Linked DNA regions of Homo sapiens: regions 1, 2 and 4 are each linked to region 3. Evidence: chromatin loops called from intact Hi-C (ENCODE). Cell type or tissue: mammary epithelial cell. All regions are shown on one strand. Region 1 overlaps CARMIL1 (capping protein regulator and myosin 1 linker 1). Region 2 overlaps CARMIL1 (capping protein regulator and myosin 1 linker 1). Region 3 overlaps CARMIL1 (capping protein regulator and myosin 1 linker 1). Region 4 overlaps CARMIL1 (capping protein regulator and myosin 1 linker 1).

Region 1 (5,000 bases), 99 kb before region 3:
ACGGTGATTGAAAATTGATACATGTAAGTCTTTTAAGGAGAGGCAGTAGCCTATTTCTTGTGTTAAATGGTGGACATAAGTGGTTAAATTTACAATGATTTCCATCCTAGTACACATCTGCATACTTTTCTCTAAGGAGACAAGTACAAGGATGGCCTTAGCAGCATTACAGATAACAGACAATACACTAACCAAAATGTCTGACCAACATTCACTAGAATGGATAAATTATGGAATGTTCATACATTAGAATATGAAATAGAAACAGAAGTTAATAAATTATAGCTACACATACCAACATGTAAAACCTCAATTTCTTAGATCCTTAATACCTCTCAGCCTGGCTGCAATATGCTGAGAATGAGGAGCTTACAGTGTAAGACCAAGTGCCTAGGAAGTACTTCAGCAAACGCTTTATGTAAGAAGCAAGGTCTAGTGTAGAGTGACATTCAGGACCCCTAGAATTCATTACTTTCTGGGCATCAAGCCACCATGACAGCCAGAACAAACATGAAGACCAAGGATCAGGGAGACTCAGGCCTGCATGGGACAAACAAGTTTGCATATAATAAAAAAATTATGGAACCAGTAATAATCAAGACTCTGATGAGGTCTCATTTTAACAGAAAATACAAAATACACAAGACAGTATGTAACTAATCTCATTTCTGAGAGTTCATTTTCCTGGATGGCTTTCTTAGGACACAGTAATAAGTGAGCACATAAGCAGATCATGAATAAATATTTAATTTGACATTTGCATGGGCCTCCCTACTGCTGTGCTGATACCAACTCACTGCAAAGGACTACCTGATTTTCCCTGGTGGAGTTTATGGCAGGACAGATCCTTCCTCGTGTTTTCACTAAGTGCTCATGCAATTAATTGACATAAGGGGAAAGGTTTCCAAACATCAGCCATTGTCATATTAACTGATTTCTCTTAGTTGGAAGTGGTAACAGCTTTTTACCATCACCAGTCCATGACATTTATTGTACATCCCCCACTGTGTTTTGCTTTGACATCCTAAGAAACTCCTAATTATGATGTAACCTTTGATCTGAAAAGTAAAGTCAGCCTTAAAAGGAGTTGTAACAGTTGAGGGAACCCTCTCATGAGTCCTGGCAACATGGCAACATTGCATTCTCCTGTACATTTCCAAACATTACTTCTACCATTTCCTTAAAATGGTAGCAAAAACATCTTAAGACTACAAACCTTGAGGAGAAGGATCCAGTATTAACATCTTTTAGAGCCACGTGGCACAATCATTTCTTACACAACACTGAAGAGATATGAGACAGTTAATATTCACTAACCTTTTTCCTGATGTAAATTTACTACACATAGAGTTTTTTTGGTTTTGTTATTAGTCTAATCACTGGTTGGGGAGTATAAAAAATGTTGGGATCCAGGTCAGGTATGGTGACTCACACCTGTAATCCCAGCACCTTGGGAAGCTGAGGCAGGTGGATAGCTTTTGCCCAGGAGTTCATGACCAGCTGGGCAACATGGTGAAATCCCATCTTTACAAATAAATCATAAATAAAATGTAAAACATTAAAAATATAAAAATCAGCCAGGCATGGTGGTACATGCCTGTAGTCCCAGCTACTGAGAATGAAGTGGGAGGATCAACTAAGCCCAGGAGGTCAAGGCTGGGTAATACAGCAAGACCCTGTCTTAAAAAAAAAAAAAAGAAAGAAAGAAAGAAAGAAAGAAAGAAAGAAAGAAAGAAAGAAAGAAAGAAAGAAAAAGTTGGGATCCTTATTTCTATGTCAGTTGACACTTCAGAATAATCGAAACCTTCCCTTAAAACTCTAAAGAATCAAGTTTTTCTCTTATATCTTTCCAGAAGAAAAAGCCATCATAAAACTGATAAAATAAGAGCATCACAGAAAAAAATCCATGAACTAGTCTCAGGAAATCCAAAATTTTCTGTAACATAAGGATTTTCTAACTTTATTTTTCTTTTCAATTAAGAAAACTTGTCATGTTAGATAATTGTTCATTTAAAAAAAAGGAAGACCTTTAAGCATATGAAAATAGCAAGCATTTATAACATTTTTATGTACTAACACAAAGCGCTTTAAATATATTTATCCATACAGTCTTCATAATTACCCCAGAAGAGAGGTATAATTATTAACCCCATTTTCAGATGAACATTCCAAAGGCACAGGGAAGTTTGAAATATGCAAGGTTACAAGGCTAGCTGAGGCAGAGCCAGGGTTCAAACCCAGCCAGTGTGACTCATGATCCCGTGTCTTAACCACTGTGCTGTCATCTCACCAATGACTAACTTGCCTTCCATACCATCAAAAGAATCTTCATACTCTACAGAGGTATACTCTACAGAGGATATACCAGGATGGTATATCCACAGGTTTTCAGATCAAAGGACTGAAAATCCCTTCCATCACAATTAACCAATCATTTGGCTTCTGATTTTAAAGCTTTTTTTTTTTTTTTTTTTTTTTGAGACAGAGTCTCGCTCTGTCACCCAGGCTGGAGTGCAGTGGTGGATCTCAGCTCACTGCAACCTCGCCACCCGATTCAAGCAATTCTCCTGCCTCAGGCTCCCAAGGAGCTGGGGCTACAGGCGACGTGCCACCACGCCCAGCTAATTTTTTGTATTTTTAGTGGAGCATTAAGATGTATTCTGAAGTCACAATTGTACAGCCCTCTTTTTTTCTGAACATCAAAAATAAACTGCTAATATGTGGGGGCTATTTTATAATACAAAGTTAAAATGCAAAAACAAAGAAGTTGACAAGGGATTGAGAGTCTAGATCTCTTGCCAAATTCTTCGCTACTCTACATTCTAGATAACCTATTAAACCTAGATTACCTAGTTCTGATACCATCTTTCTGATCTGTATGACTATAAGAATTTAATTTTCCTAGTTATTATTATCAGTACTAATTTCCCTCCTTACTCCCTTTCCCCTGCCTGCCATCTCTCTGAAATTTTAAGAACACTGTGACTTTTAAATAGACAGTGTTAAGTATACCAGGAAAGTGTTAAAGAACAAAAATAATTCATGGATGTGAAGGACATCTAGCAAGCCCTACAACCTGCAATGTGAGAAAAGCACAAATAGAGAGAGCAGTAATTCAATGAACAACATCATGATTATTCTTAGTATATCCACCTACCACAGGAGTGAAGATTTCCCTCTCACAAATCTTATAAACATTTAAAGGCTCAAAGGAGGTGTTTTAATGCAAGAATGCACAGCCCTGCCACTCTTCATGCTCCATGCATGCACACAATGGATTATGCACTCTCGTGGAACGGCTGGTAAAACTCAGAGCCTAGCATTATCATTTCCTGACATATTCATTCGATAGCCTTTCTGGGAATAATTGAGACTTTTCTCCATTCCATCTACTTTGAATATGGGAGTTGGAGTGCTTTAAAAAGTTAAGAATGTCACAAATTAGCTATTCCCTCCTGCTATCCTAACTTATATAGAGACATGTCTTGTATATTATTAAATTATTAGCGGAACCACTCACCAACTCTGGGAAGGATGTAAATACCTAAAACAGTTCCCAGATGAGGACATTCCTAGAGGCCTAAATGAGTGGTCTCTATATTTTTTGATCATTCATCCCCAACAGCAAAGAATTTTGCATATCCTCCCCTCTAAAAAATGTGTTAATCTATAAATCATATACATGTACTACAGCACTAACATATTAAGCTCAGCACAAAACATACACACATGCATAAATAAAATGAATGAGAAAAAAATAGACAAAAATCAAGTTCTACTATTAACGTCACATCCCCAACATATCATCATCTTGTTCACCCCACAGAGTTCATGTCACCCAGGTTGAGGACCATTCTTCTACAGAACTATTTCGAGAAATTCAGGAATGAAAACAGAAGCCAATGCTGTTCACATCTGATTCCACTCTCCAAACAGCAATGCTTTTATAAATGAGACCAGGAATTAAAAAAAAAAAAAAAATGGAGCTTTGATTAGGAAAAAATGACAGCAGTGTCCTTAGGACAACCTTGGCAAACATAATCCACACTCAGAACTCTTTCCTGATAGTATCACACTCAAGAATGTCACCCTGATCAGTAAGAAATATGACAACACAAAAAAGCATGAATCTGTTGCCTGGACTCTTGTGAGCCAAGTTGAAGCTCAATGATGCATGTCATTGAGTCTTCAAAGAATTGATGGGATTAGCTCCTCTTAAAAATCTGTCAGGAACACGAGAAATCGATGTAGTTAAAGCTATATATTTTCTTCTTCTTGGCACCAGTAAGTACCTCTACCTTCATAATTCCCTACCACTCCAAATTACAGTGTAATTAAATTTTTTAACATGTCAGCTCACAGACCTTCGAGAAATCCCATGAGAAATTTACAACAAATTTTCAATCTATGCCTTTTTTTGGCCTACTGATAACCTAAAACAGAACAAATTGAAAGAATATACTTAAATAAAATGCCAACTGGACATTTTACAAATAACAACTGGAGTGGGCATTTTTCCAAGTACTTCCTAATTACTGTTCTCCAGAGACTAACTGGCTAGATCTAGCATGATCACTGTCATCCTTATTCCTGAATGCTTATTCAGCAACAACAGAGGGACTGGTCCTAGATTCAGTTCTGATAGAACCATAGTAAATAAATAAGAAAACATTATCACAACATTCAAATTGCTTACAAATTACCATGAAGCACCTATATAGATCTTACGGGTTTTAGTGCAGTAGCAAGATATATAGAAATAGGAAGCCAAGTCCACAATGAAAAGAGAACAGCAGGCTGGATAACTGATAAAGCAGCCCCAGGACAGGACGATGCACATGCCTCTCCATCCTTCAGTTCCTGTGGCTACAGATCACATGATATAAGGGGCACAGTGTCCTAACACGGGGCCTATGTCTGAAGAAGAGCAGATCCTAGGCAAATCAGAGGGGTGAGGACAGTAGTAGGGGCTCTTGGTGACAGAACAATGACCAAGGCAC
Region 2 (5,000 bases), 130 kb before region 3:
AAACCTTTATAGTCTGTGCTTTCATCTTGTAACCTAGTTCCCCAGTCAATTACTCCTCCACCAAAGCATGGCTTTATAAGCTGGCTTCAAATATATGAGTTGACTAGGTTTCAATTAAAACTCTCAAATGTTCGCCAAAATATAGTTATCATGGAAAATTCAACTTTTCCCACCATTATATTTTCAGACTTCACACTCTCTAACTTTAATCTATGGAGGTATTTGTGGCATATTTTTGCTACTGTAAAGATTTAATCACTATTGAAGTAATAAAAAATAGTACTTTAACATACAAAGTAATTGATTTGCAAGGCACAGTTATGGAATAAAGCATGCTACAAAACTGAATTTTCCAAATAAGTGAGGGTTATCCTTTTAAATATATAAGGCCTTTAAAAACTAGCAAAAATAAAAATATTTCTAATATTAACCAATACCCATGTTATTTAAAATCATATAACTAAAATATTATTTATAATTTATGGTCATAATTATAAATGCTAAGTGTTGAACTGTATTAATTCTTTAGATATTCCCAGATTCCATACCTATCTAACCCATGTACTTTTCATAATTCCTCTGATAATTCCTCTGCAGTCTCTTTGCATTCTAAGTTGCTACTGTCTGTGAATCCTTGATGCTTCTAATCTACTGCCTTATTCTGCAAACAATTAAAGTCAGGAGTGTATAAGTGAAGTAGTCAGACTGGCCCTCGATTACTTCTACAAGTGAAAATGCATGAGCTTTGAGATAACTATTCTCTTTACTCTCTGAAAGTAGTTTATACCTACATCCAAGCTCACCCGTGAGAAATACCTATAAAAGTTTCTAAAAGGGTTTTTCCCATATTAAGACAGATTGCCTGACCACATAGGAGAAATAGTGTATTATCACATAGTTCACGCAGGCAGGCTAGAATTATTGGTAAGAACATTAACCTACACTTAAAATGATAAAACAAAAACTTGAATGTTCAAGGACTAATATTCATAGATAATGCTTAAGGCTGCCTTCTTTCATATACAACATTCACCCTTTATCACTGTTTTCCTTATCACTACAACTTTTCTCAGAAGAAGACACTTCCAGATGACAATGAGAGCAGAAATAAATCTATACCGGTGAGAGAAGACAGTTCTGGAGAGGTTGAGCACAGCTAAATATTGAAGGCATCCACGGAGAAGAGCTCCACAGACCTGAAAAAGAAATAAGGCACTCTTCTTTTCAAGTATTTCTAGGTCCAGGAGAATCTTTTATTAGAGGTCCCCTACATCCCATCTAAATAGCTCTTCTGAGACCCCTCAGAGCAAGATATATATATATTTTAAATTTACCATGTCCAGGGAACATTCTGTATTGGATAAATCCAGATGAACAATGGCATTTGGCTGGGCCAAAAAATTATACATGTGCTTGAAAAAAAATAAAAGATAAATGTTAGGATTCTAGAAACACACACATACACACAATGCAAGTTAATGTTTTAAAAGGAAGTTGCCAGAATTTCTCAGATCATTCTCTGCTCTTCCCAAGGGGATTATCAGAATTTTCTGTCATTCCTTTAGGTTCCCTGACAGTGAAAATCCCAAGAATAGTTAAAATTATGTTTGAGTTAAAAAAAGGCCAAATGGAATATTGAAAACCAAACCCCCATTTTGTTATGCATGACTTAGTTTTCCTGGATAGCTTAATTTTTATTATACAATTTTGGAACCGTGCTAATTCATTTTAACCCCTGAGATTAAAATACCACCTGAACTGCAATCACTCTATCAAAATGCTAATCACTTTTGAAAGTGTTTGCAGAACTACGAATCTGAATCTGAACCACAGGATGGTCTCAGGCTATCCTCTCTTCTGTCCGACATAATGATTTTTCTACCCTTAGTTACTTCTCAAAGCTAACAAGAATGGCTTGGCAGCAATATGAGTGCTTTTTTAAAAATTTCACTAATAGCTAAGACACTTCTGGTTTCAGGGGGTCACAATGCTTAAACTTCCCCAGTCCTCTCATTCAAGGCCATCAAAATAATGAGACTGATCAACAGATCAGTTCAACTGAGATACTGAACATCAACAGCAATGTTGTTCTGGAATTACCCTGTATGTGTAGCAACTGCCAGAGCCCACCCATAACAAGCTGAGTCCAAGCTCCCTGCCACCAGGCAAATAGCTTAAATTCTCCTCTGCTTCACTGGATGCCACTGGATACTTGCAAAAACAAACAAGCTTATACTGAGTACGTCCTTGCAAACATTTACTATGTGTAGCAGTTTGGCTATATGGTGCTTCAGAAGAATCCTATCAAGGAATTCAGAAGAGCAAAAAAATAGCCTGTAAACACTTAACACTTTAAAATAACCATACACACAGAATGACATTTATTTTTTTTTATTTATTTATTTATTTATTTATTTATTTATTTATTTATTTATTTATTTATTTTAAGACAGGGTCTGGCTCTATCGCCCAAGCTGGAGTGCAGTGGTATGATCTCGGCTCACCGCCACCTCCACTTCCCGGCATCAAGCCATCCTCCCGCTTCAACCTCCTGAGTGGCTGGGACTACAGGCATGTGACACCACGCCCAGCTAATTTTTGTATTTTTTGTAGAGACAGGGTTTCAACATATTGTCCAGGCTGGTCACAAACCCCTGGACCCCAGAGATCCACCTGCCTTAGCCTCCAAAAGTGCTGGAATTCTAAGTGTGAGCCACTACACCCAGCCATAGAATGGATGTTGTTATGAAAAGTTCTGATTCAGAAAAGTCATTTTGCTCTCACATGAAGATCCTCTGCCTCTCTCTCTCTGTTTGCCTGGCAAAAATTGTCTCAAGAGACTTTTAAGTTTACTGTGGCTTTGCTCCCAGCTACCAGCTGGGGGAGCTCTTATCACCATGAAATGGTGACAAGACTATTTGGCCACACTTCTCCAAAGAGGCCAGGCCCTGCTAGGCTGCTTTCCCTGAGGGCACAGGGTCAGGTAAACTCCTGCACCTGCCGCCAGGCTCCTGGAACTTTTGCCTTCCCCGCCCACTCTCCCCTCCAGCCCACTCTCACTCAGGTCTCATCGTTCCACTCCCCAGAAGCAAGCTACAACAGGACCCACCCTGGCCAGAAAAAGAAATCTTGAGCTATTTTGTTGTTTTAGGTGACTATTAATGTTCCTATTTTAGCTGAATCTTATTAATCTTTAGCCTTTCCTTTTATCCTTCCCTCTATTCTTCTACTTTGCCACAGTATTATTTTGGTGGTGTCACATTGGCCTTGTTTTATTTTGGGGGGGAGCAGATTTATGAACTGTCAGTGAAGGTAACAACTGAAACTGGAAAATGGATTGAAAAATCGTGGCACACCAGGAATCAAGTATTATTTAAATAATTTTAAGTTCAAGGGAGAGGAAAAGGAAAAAAAAATACAAAAAGGCCTTCATTTGTACTTCCTGCCTTACAGGTAAACCAAAACAAGAGAAATAAGAATAAATTTCACAGTGTTTTTCAGCCCTGTGGCAAAGCAGTGGAATGCAAATTAAGGCCATTCAAAGATGGCCGCTGGGTGTAGGCCATGTTGTTAAAGAAACAATTCTATCTTGGTGACTAGAGGGGATCATTTGCCACATATGGAAATGAGATAATACCTAATCCACTGTGTCAAAGATCTGCCAAATATTACATTATTGATTCAGTTACATTAAAAATTTTATTATAATTGAGAGAGTAGTTTTTGCCTTCATATTCAAACTCCGAAGAAATGGCCCCAGGTTATATGTTGACCACTCTTCTCCCTATTTTATTCACGGAATAGACGAGTGCTCAGGTTTATCCCAATACTCCCTTTCAATTGTAACCTATAACCATCAGTCTTCCCAGTAACAATAATAATAATGAGAAAGTTCAGTTAATGTGCCCAATCTTCCTTACCAGGCAATTTTAACCTGTAAGCTAATGGGTTTTTGTTGTTGTTGTTGTTGTTATTGTTTGATACGGAGACTCACACTGTCGCCCAGGCTGGAGTGCAGTGGTGTAATCTCGGCTCACCACAACCTCCGCCTCCAGGGTTCAAGCACTTCTCCTGCCTCAGCCTCCTGAGTACCTGGGACTACAGGCAAGTGCCACCATGCTTGGCTAATTTTTGTATTTTTAGTAGAGATGGGGTTTCACCATGTTGGCCAGGCTGGTCTCGATCTCCTGACCTCGTGATCTGCCTGCCTCAGCCTCCCAAAGTGCTGGGATTACAGGTGTGAGCCACCATGCCTGGTCCCTGTAAGCTAATGTTTTTAAATGAAGAAAAAAATTCTTCAACAGCATTACTTCCAAAAAAATGTGAACTTCAGCATCACTAAATGAGAAAAAAAAATAATTGTGGTGATATATGACATTTAATTAACGAATGCTCTGGAATTTTCAGTAAAACACTTCATAAGCTCGTAACTAAATGATTCAAAGGTGTCATGACAAAGAGAGAGGCAGGAAAATGCACTACAAAGACATGTTTAGAATTATTCCAGGCTTATTAAACACAGCTTCTTCGAAGATGGAATAAAGAAAAGAAAACTTACTGAGAGGTCATCTCCACGAAGGACGTTCCCTGAGAGGTCGAGGTGGACAAGGGTAGAGGCGGTCAATGGATTGGCACTGAGTGACTGAGAAAGGCTGTTCACCCCTGCAACATCAAGAAAATCCAGGCTCAGTTTGCACTCCAGGAAACAAAATGAGGTTTGTGTTTCTATAAATGGCCCAACACTTCCATCAAATTGCAGGACTGAGGTTAACCATGAGCACTGTCCCTGAAAGGTGGCGCTATGATTGTGTCTCCTTTTGATACACCCTCAGGAAGAACAGGTTGGTCAAAGACACAACCCCCTCACTGAATCAGAAGGAGTAATGAATTGGCTTCCCTTTGATCCATGTCTTCTGATGTGTCCAAGGACAGAAAGGATTTTAATCTGAAGCCTTAGAATGATGAAAGCAATCTAGTTGACAATGTTTATCCTTCTCTTA
Region 3 (5,000 bases):
TTTTTAAAATTTTTTCTTTCTTTTTTTAATTTCTTTTTTTCTTTTTATTTTTTGCTCTGTCTTATGGGTCCTGAAAAAGAAATGTATTTCTTACAGTTCTGGAGGCTGAAAAGTTCAAACTCAAGAGTCTGCATCTGGCGAGGGCCTTCCCGCTATGTCATAACATAGTAGAGAGCATCATACGGTGAGAGAGCAAGAGCATGCTAGCTCAGGTCTCTCTTCTTATAAAGCCACCTGTAACATCAATGGGAACCCCCCTGATGACCTTATTTAACCCTTATTACATCCCACAGGCCCCACCTCCAAATGCAACCAACATATGGATTTGGGGATTAAGTTTCCAACACATGAAATTTGGCGGACACTTTCAAACCATAGCAAAGCTCATGACTAAAAATATAGCTACTTATAACTATAAATCCTGAAATTCCTTTAGCAGGATACAAAGCCTTTCATACCAAGAAAAATAAGAAAAAAGCTCTGCCTGCAACTATTCCTGAAACAGGTAGTAAGTTAAAGATAAGCCATTTTCATAAAGATGACTTAAGATTAAAGTCATATAAATGAATTTTGGAAGTCAATGAATTTGCTGAGATCAAGCTTGGAAGGGTGGGGTGGGAGGAGTGTGCAGGGGGGGAAAGGTAAAGACTTTCCCCTAGAAGTAGAAGGAGAAAGATAAAACTAGTTTCACCTAATTCACAGACCCATCAAGACCAAAAACACTGTTTCTATTTAGAGGAATGACCCATATTCTAATTTGCAAAACCATAAACTACCTGCAAAATGTTGCCAGTTTTAAAAGAAAAATTAATCAGAATAATGAATAAGAAAAAGTATTCTTAAATACAAACAAGATTTGAGCGAAACTTCAAAATCTGCTCAATTATATATATCTTCTACATAAAGATCTGAAAATGAAGACTTTATCATAAGCCCCTAACATAATGAAAACAAGTCTCAAACACTCAAGGGTAGGAAAGCATACTCACCAAGCACACCCCCAAAGCACACTCAGGCATTTTTAGGAACATTTCCAACATGTTTGAAAACAAAATGGGTTTCAGATAAAACCTCAACTTAACTGGGACAGCCATGTTTCCCAGGCATTCTAGTTCTTGAAGGGTGCTATGTAAAACTGAGTGATGGTTTGGACATTCCATTACACTTAATAATCCTAAAATCACATGCATATGGCTGTCAGCATATTCATTCCTCAACGTGAATAAGGGAAGGTCTAATCACAACATTTCAAATTAGCTAAGACATCAGTTGGGAAGCCCAGGCTGCACACTTCCCAATATGTCCCTGTTACTCTTTCTCAACAGTCCCCCTGCAGTATCACAGGGCCAAATCTCTCCTCTTGGGCACAATAATTTGAGCAGCATTTGCCTTGGCTATCCCAGTCTTCTCCTCTCATTGGACAGAAAACATGACAGAGAAAAAAATAATTGCCAAAAAAAATTTTCTGGTAGTTGAACTGAATTTGATACAACAAAAAAAGTATGTAAGGTTTAGCAGCGATCCCAGTGGGCTTCCAGAAATCAAAGTCCCCACAGACTAAACAAGCTGGAAACATGAAAATTAAAAATCTGCCTGCTGAATAACTGTCTATGAAAGTTTTCTTACAAGAAGCCTGGTTATCTTTTTAGATTCTCATTCCTCACTGCAAGATGTTCTCTTCTGTATTTCAAAGACAAAGTCAGTCTCTCTTTTCTTCCTTCTTTCCCTCCCCCACTCATACATACAAGAAATAGTGATTTTTCTAAATTCCTTTTAAAACTGATGGAAGGAGGGAGAAGCCTAAGTATTCTTCCTAATCCAATGTTCTATTAATAGGATTTTTAATGCAGTGCAGGTTTTACAATACTGTAAGCGGGAAGACAATGAACAATGACTGTATTGTGCCACACCTGCTCCCCCACCCCTCCGGGAGGCTGAATGATGTCTTATCTGGCATCCCTCATTTGGACAGTGATACACCTGTGAAGTGACAGGCCTGCCAAACTGCAGAAAGAAGTTCTCCCTTTTACTCTGTTAACATGCCTAACATCATTTAGTCCAATAATGCCATGTTAAAAATAAAAAAAGTTAAACTTTTTTTTCCTTTTTTAAAAACAAAGTGCTTTAGTTTTTGCAAGACTAAACCATTCAGCCAGACTTGGCTAAACCTTCAATTTACACAGTGGGACACACTATAACAATTGGCCCAAATACCCTAAGGGAAAAGCCAGACTCATGGATTCAGAAATGAGAAAAATGCCTCTGACTTGCCTTCCCGGTTCCGCCCACTGTGCACATCAGTGCACCCACAGGAAATGATTCCCATTTCAGTTTCTCTGCTGCAATAGTCAAGGGAACGCAATCCCAATATCAGGAAAAAAAAATTAGCATGTCACTGGAGCACAAAGGCTGCTGGATCATCAGAGTGCTTCCTCTCAAATTCCAAACACAAACCCACATGCCCCAAATACTACACTGACCCAAGTGGTTGTGTGCCTGCCTCAAAGTTACGCTCTGCTGAGTGTCTTCTTATTTATCTTTGAGCCCTGTACCAGCTTAACAGCTGATTCTTCTGCCCTCTTGGGTCCAGTGTCAAATCTGCCAGGAGAGCCTCATCAACAGGCAGAACGAGCCTCAGTGAGCTAGGGGAAGCCAGAGGTCAGAGAAGTATGCATCTGAGAAATCAGCCTGCCCTGTCATGAGGTTCTGAAACACTAGCTCACTGAAAAGCACATTAAAGAGTTCCAACGGCAGGGCTGAATGGGTGTCAGCACAAATCAGTGAGTCCAAGTCCTTCCAGCTTCCTTTCCTGGCCAGAATGGGAGAGTCTTAGCTATAATGGCATTCACAGACTTCTGCCCAACAGAGAAAGCCAAGAGAGAGCCTTCTATTAGTAGCACCCAAGAAGCCTGTGACCATGGTGCCCAGTGTCCATCTTGGCAGAAAAAAGACACGCTGTGATCCCAATAATAAATGCACAACCACCACAGAATACATTGTACATAGAATGATGATACTTCATATTTAGCTTCTAAAACTAAGCTAAATGATCAGTATTCTTGGCCACAATGATCATATAATAAAATTGTTATAGTAAGATATTTCTACAGTGCAATGCCTTCATTCACATGATAGCTATTCCCATCTTTGAATCCTTCTCAAGTTGTTATGTTACTTAAATTGCATATACACCAAGTACACCTGTTTTGCAGTGCATTCCCAGGCATTATTTCTCAGAAATGCATGGTACACATTTCCACTGCTTGCTACTTAGTACTCACTTCAGCAATATATCACTTCTTTATAATAAAATGGCTCTATATGCCCTATCATAGAGTATGGGGATTCACCAAATTATTTTTCCCCCTTAGAGGCGTTGCTTGACCTGGGTAAAGAAAGTTCATAATGACCACTTTATATATACCTTATGATATGCTTTGTAAGTATTGCAATGTTTAAGTATAACAGGAAACATCTTACTTAATTTTCTAATTTTGACTCTTCTTTATCTATAGCATGTTTTCTAACCCCACCCCCAAAACAATAGAAAACTCTATATATTTTTTATGCATCACATAAAAGTAATGCTTCTCCTACCTGTATATTCCCACTTCTTTTCTGTCTACTTATATACTTTTTATGCGTCACATTCAAGTAATACCTCTCCTACCTTTATATTCCCACTTCTTTTCTACTGTCTACATAATATGACCAGAAACAAAAGTATAAGCCAATTACAATGCTTCACCCAGAAATGAAATCTATCTTTTACTCTACAGAAGAAATATTACAGTCAACATAACACTGTCTGCTAGTGTTTTTAAGACCACAGCCAACACACAAGACAAACTCTGCTCACAATTTTGCTCAGAAATGGTTGGCCCACGCATTAGATAAGCTAAGTTTATTCTTAACCAATATTAATTTTTATTACCGAAAAGTTATTTTAAAATGCGTGTGAGGTACTTCTGTGGTACTCCTTATACGGACAAAACCAGTAAGAAAAGCAGCCCAACCTGTCAGGCTAAATGCTCACAGCCAGCTCAGTTATAACTGAAAAGATTCATCCTGCACTAACATAAAATCATAAAATGTACGATTTCAAACTCTGAGATAATCACACCTAGAAAATGCAACTGAAAGTAATGTACCTGCCATACTGCATTATTTCCACCTTATTGATTAAAGTTGAAATAGGTGTGCTAACTTCATTGAGCATCTACTTGCTGAAAAGGCACTTTTAACTTAAGAAAGTAGTTCAAGCTTCTTATTTCATTAACCACAGAACTACAGGTTGTTTATACTGAGAAGCTTATCCCTACTCATGATGGAGTAAACTGCAGCTTTTCAAGGCTTATTAAAATTAAAGAATTGGAATCATAACTCCATAACACTCAAAAAAATGTGTTTTTTTATTTTTGTTTTCTTTTTGACACAAAATTTCACTCTGTCCCCTAGGCTAGAGTGCAGTGGCACAATCTTGGTTCACTGCAACCTCTGCTTCCCAGGTTCAAGTGATTCTCATGCCTGAACCTTCCAAGTAGCTGAGATTACAAGCATGTACCAACACATCCGGCTAATTTTTTTGCATTTTTACTAGAGATGAGGTTTTGCCATGTTGGCCAGGGTGGTCTCGAACTCCCGGCCTCAAGTGATCTGCCCATCTCGGCCTCCCAAAGTGCTGGGCTTACAGGCATGAGCATCTATGTACTTTTCAACTGTTTTGAGTTTTTGTGGTATAAATTCATGAATCTGAAATTTCAAGTGCTTTCAAATTGTAGCAAGGAAACAGAACCTGACAACAACCATCTAAGTGGTAGGAAATTCCAGTTATCTAATTAATTACGTTTATTTTAGAAGTAAATCCTCCTGAGAAAAAATTCATTCAAATCACAGAATTTCCTCAAACCTTACAGAGTGCCAAAAAAAAAAAAAAAACACAATGACTTCTGCTGAGCCTCAGAACACAGTCTCCATCCTACCCCAATAGTTAACCCCAC
Region 4 (5,000 bases), 110 kb before region 3:
TTTTGAAATGGTACCTCACTGTGGCTTTGATTTGCATTTCTCTAAACACTGAGAAGTGTCCCCTTCCTGGTCCATCTTAACTCTAGATTTCATTTGCTTAAGAACCTTCCTCAAACAACTACCTCCCTCTAGAGATTTTTTCTTGTCTGTCGATAAATATGACTGAATCCTTCCCATTTTAAAAACAAAACCAAAAATAGCCCTCCTATAAACAGTGATCACCATGATTTCTACTTTGTCACATTCACCTCTCTGTAGTATCTAATAGAGAAACATTTGTTTTTCCTAAGAATTGAGTATACCCTAGAGAAACTCCTATTCCATTACTATGCGTCCATTAATTTCAGCTTTGGCTTATTCTATGAGGGTACTTTTTGCGTGATCTAGTTTTCTAATTCAGTCTCAACCTTCCTGTAGATTCACTACTTTAGATGATGACAAGTTACGCTGGAGATTTTTGCTTGAATACAACCTAGGTATCTTTGTCAGCACAGAACAATAACCATATTAAGGACAAAAAGAAAAACTGAACATCTATATCATATATTCAGCTCAGTTTAATAATTAATACTCAGCTGGGTGCGGTGGCTCACGCCTGTAATCCCAGCACTTTGGGAGGCCGAGGTGGGTGGATCACGAGGTCAGGAGTTCGAGACCAACCTGGCTAACACGGTGAAACCCCATCTCTACTAAAAAAAAAAAAATACAAAAAATTAGCTGGGCATGGTGGTGGGCACCTGTAGTCCCAGCTACTCGGGAGGCTGAGGCAGGAGAATGGCATGAACCTGGGAGGCAGAGCTTGCGGTGAGCCAAGATCGCGCCACTGCACTCCAGCCTGGGGGACAAAGCAAGACTCCTTCTCAAAAAAAAAAAAAAATTAATACTCATCAAATATAACATTGAAAGGTGAAAGGCCTTATTCAACAAACCTGGAAAACATTTGCAACAGAAAATGAAAACAAAATAGTCCCACTAGAGATAAACCAATTCCTTCTTAAACCTTGTCCATCAGTGTTCTACTAAGAATTCAAATTCTCAAGTTTCCCTTTCTAAACCTACTGACTCCTCTCTCTACCCATGCAAACACTTTTAATAAAATGTTCTGACTCTTCGTGAACTACAGTCCTTCATCCTTTCCCTATTCTCACACTCAAATCTTGTTAAATATTAAAAGATAATAGTGGTAAATAGAATTCTAAGATAGTCCCCAAGATTCTCACCCCCGGGTGTATACGCCCTGTGCAATTTCCTTGAATATGGGGGTGGGGAGCAGTAAATATACTGTTGACTCTTGAACAACATGGGTTTGAACTGCACTGGTCCACTTCCGTGTGGATTTTTCTCCACCTCTGCCACTGCTGACACAGCAAGATTAAGGCCTTCTTTTCTTCCTCCTTCTCCTCAGCCTAGTCAATGTGAAGATGACCAAGATAAAGACCTTTATGATGATCTACTTCCACTTAATGAACAGGAAATATATTTTCTTATTCTTATGATTTTCTTAATAAAATTTTATTTAGCTTAAAGAATACAATATATAATACATATAACATACAAAATACATGTTAGTCAACTTTTTATTGGCAAGGCTTCCAGTCAACCCTGCTATTAGTAGTTAAGTTTTGAGGGAGTCAAAAGTTACATGTGAATTTTTGGTTGCTTGGGGTCAGTGCCCCTAACTCTTGTGTCGTTCAAGGGTCAACAGTAATGAGACATCCCTACCATGATTAGGTTACTAATCACTTGACTTTGAGTTCATGAAAAACAGGGAAATTGTCACGGGTGGGCCTGATGCAGTCAGGTGAACTGTTTAAAAGAAACTAAAGCATCAGAGAGATGTACTCCAGCTGGCCTCACACACAAAGCAAACTTCTGTGTTGTGAGATAGGGGGGTCACATGGCAAGAACCATTCTAGGAGCACAGCCTCTAGGAGGTGGGAGTGGTGCCCACTGACAGCTAGTAAGAAACTGGGGACATCGAGCTTATAGCTCCAAGGAAATTAATTCCACCAATAACCAGTGAACTTAAGGAGGACTCCAGGTTACAGATGAGAGCACAACCCTTGCTGACAACTTGCCTTGTCTTGAGAGACAGACCCAGAGCACAGAACCCAGCTAACCCGTACCCAGACTCCTGAGCCAAGGACAGTATGAGATAATAAATTTGTATCATTTTAAGCTGCCAAGTATGTGGTAATTTGTTATGCAGGACTATGTAACTAATAAAACATATTAAAAATAATATCTTCCTTTCCTTTTGTTTCACTTCAAAAAAGGTGAAGCAGATCATACAATTGTAACATAAGCATTTATATGAAAGGGTGGAAAGAACTGGAAGCCAACAGGACCATTAACAGCACTTATAATTACAACTTAGCTTGATACAGCTCTTCAGGCATGGCTAAATTAAAATTCTCTAATCCTCTTACAATTCTGGCATCAATGATAATGAGAACTCTGCAGTACCTCTATCCTCCAGTGGGTTGCCAGCAAGGTTAATTGTGTGGAGTCCTGAGTTGGGATTATGTGCTAGAGCACTGGCCAGTTTTTGTGCAAAATCTCTGCGTGTAAACAAAACAATAAGATTAAATAACAAAATGTAAAACCATTCGAACGGAACATTTAAAGCTTAGAACAGAGTGAAATCTAAATAGAGAAACCTCCCTTACAATATTAGTCTATATAGCATATATTTCTTAATACCCATTAACACCTCATTAGAGAATTTGTAAAGCCACAGCCAGAAAACGGTTCATTCTGATTGGCCAAAAGCAAAAAGAAAATATACAATTGCCCCTTTAAAGGCACTCTGTTGTGTGCTATTAACAGTACTTTCTGGCCCCTCCATAATTTAAAAAAAAAAAAAATCCTGGATTGAACCTGCTTTTCATGAAAATTATAGTATTCACCACATCTTATTTCTCATTCCATGCAATTGTGAATGCAAAACTGATTACACTAATTATTAAGTTTAAAGGTTACAATTGCTAGTGCTACATTTTGGCAAAAATTAAAACCACTGTTTTAGTTATGTTTAACTTCAAATAATGTACTAAGTGCTATGATTATGAAACTGTCAACCCTCCTCACTTAGCAGTAAAATCTTTATTCTACTAGGTTCTAACTCTTATGCTCTTAACAGTAGGCTTAGGTAGTGACTACTAAACCACTAGATAAAGACTATGCAAGTGTTAACCTGAAAAGGGAGAAAAAATGACTAAAACTGATCAAAGCAAAGCAGTAAAGTCATATGAAATATGTTATCACTATGACCACCAGTAACGATAATAATTAAACCTACATATACCATCTACAGAGTAAAAGGCACTTTGCCAAGTACTTTAAATATATTAATTCATTTACCCTAGCAATTTTAATTCTATAAAATAGGCATTATTATTATCCCCATTTTAAGAGTGAAGAGAATGAGGCACAGAAAGCGTAAACAACTTGTGCAAGGCCAGGAGACATCTGGCTCAAGGATCCATGCTCTTAAAAACTATACTATGTACTCTCAAAAATATCAAGTGACACCGTTATCAAGAGATGTTACCAAATTCTTAGCCTTCATGATGATGGCAATTATAGGGATATTTTTTTCCCAGAAGGAAAAACATTGCTGTATATGTGATCAGCCCAATTAAAAAAAAAAAAAACTATGAATTAATTAGAAGAGCAAATGGCACAGAGTTTTAAAGCAACATATTTATATATTCAGGAAAATACTCACGTTCTAAGTCCAGCATTTTCCAACACCAATTCTTCCAGTCGATTGGACCTACTCACCACCCTCAAGATCTGTTCACAGACATCAGTGGACTGTAACAGAAAACATTCTTTGACTATTCCATAACTCTAAAGAAGAAAAACTTTATTGTTATAAATCTATGCAATGCAAAGTTTTAATTAAGTAAAACATTCACTCATTCAATAAACCTTGAATGAGCATCTACTACTACGCACCATCGTGATGAAGATCCTGGAAATACAATGATATAAAGGAGAAAGTCCCGGCCTTCAAGAGTGTGCCATCCAGCAGGGGAAACAGACAAGAAGAATGCTATGGTCAGAGTTTGTGTCCCCCGACCTCCCAAAATTCACAGTTAAAAACCTAATTTCCCCACTGTGATAGCATTAGCAATTAGGTGCCTTTGGGAACTGACTAGGTCATGATGGTGGGGCCCTCATGAAGGAATTAGTGCTTTCGTAAAAGAGGCCCCAGAGAGCTATCTTGCCCCTTCCACTTAGTAAAGACACAGCTAAAAGGCACCACCTGTGAACAAGAAACTGTGCCCTCACCAGACACCAAGTCTGCTGGAGCCTTGATCTTGGACTTCTCTGCCTCAAGAACTGGAAAATAAACCTGTTATTTATAAGCTACCCAATCTATGGCACTTTGTTATAGCAGCCTGAATGAAATGATAAAAATATACAATTATGATAAAATAATAAAAAGACCATTTTGGTAGTGCTATGCATACATATAGGTGCACCTAATCCAGGCTCATGAAACTTAGAGGACTTCCCAAAGAAAGTGACATTCAAAATGGAGAGCTGAAGACTAAGTGTTAGTGATTATGATAATGATGTTGAAAATATCTTTGCAGAGTTCTCACCATGTGCCAGGCACTGAGTTAAGCCCTCTATGTGTATTTCATTATAAAACCATTAAAGATTATTATTCCATTTTCATAGATAAGAAAATTAAGGTTTAAAGATGTCATAAACTTAATAGGAAGGCTAAATAAGTACTTGATGAACACTAACTGGTATTAGGATGTTCCTACTGGAGCATAAATAGGATAAAGTGGGAAACAACCTAATAATAGGAAAAAGCTTAATAAATAATTGTCTCATGTTAATAAACATGTCTCATGTAATAAAAAATGTCAAAAAAACCATTATGTAGTTATATAACTATTATGCATATATGTTAAACAAGATTACAACAATTAAAATGAGTAACTTATAACAAAATTTTCAGGGGACAGTGAAAAATG

The links. Peaks named below come from ENCODE experiments on the same cell type or tissue, not always from the same donor. Only the 100,000 strongest peaks of a DNase experiment are listed, where the experiment ranks them.
Region 1: it touches region 3 in a loop (1.9-fold over the local background); 4 of 110 quality-filtered maps call a loop at or near these places.
Region 2: a loop joins it to region 3, with 2.6 times the contacts of the local background. A loop is called at or near these places in 7 of 110 quality-filtered maps.
Region 4: a loop joins it to region 3, with 3 times the contacts of the local background. A loop is called at or near these places in 6 of 110 quality-filtered maps.

The regions. Positions count from the first base shown.
Region 1 is chr6:25,455,964-25,460,963 of GRCh38, reverse strand. The region is part of intron 8 of CARMIL1 (capping protein regulator and myosin 1 linker 1); the gene reads right to left. Among named protein-coding and RNA genes, the nearest start is that of CARMIL1, 180 kb to the right of the region's middle. In mammary epithelial cell, no CTCF peak of the experiment used is centred here; a DNase peak (open chromatin) is centred at 2,263; H3K27ac peaks cover 492 bases.
Region 2 is chr6:25,488,144-25,493,143 of GRCh38, reverse strand. CARMIL1 (capping protein regulator and myosin 1 linker 1) reads right to left here. Exons shown (of 37, transcript NM_017640.6): 13 at 4,559-4,662; 14 at 1,335-1,412; 15 at 1,120-1,196. Among named protein-coding and RNA genes, the nearest start is that of SCGN, 160 kb to the left of the region's middle. In mammary epithelial cell, a CTCF peak has its summit at 2,875 (motif pointing right); a DNase peak (open chromatin) is centred at 2,913.
Region 3 is chr6:25,357,015-25,362,014 of GRCh38, reverse strand. All of the region lies in intron 2 of CARMIL1 (capping protein regulator and myosin 1 linker 1), which reads right to left. All of the region lies in intron 2 of LOC124901281 (a long non-coding RNA gene), which reads left to right. Among named protein-coding and RNA genes, the nearest start is that of CARMIL1, 80 kb to the right of the region's middle. In mammary epithelial cell, no CTCF peak of the experiment used is centred here; DNase peaks (open chromatin) are centred at 1,184, 1,924 and 2,334; H3K27ac peaks cover 2,501 bases.
Region 4 is chr6:25,469,988-25,474,987 of GRCh38, reverse strand. It overlaps CARMIL1 (capping protein regulator and myosin 1 linker 1), which reads right to left. Exons shown (of 37, transcript NM_017640.6): 10 at 3,731-3,819; 11 at 2,467-2,561. Among named protein-coding and RNA genes, the nearest start is that of SCGN, 180 kb to the left of the region's middle. In mammary epithelial cell, a CTCF peak has its summit at 2,475; no DNase peak of the experiment used is centred here.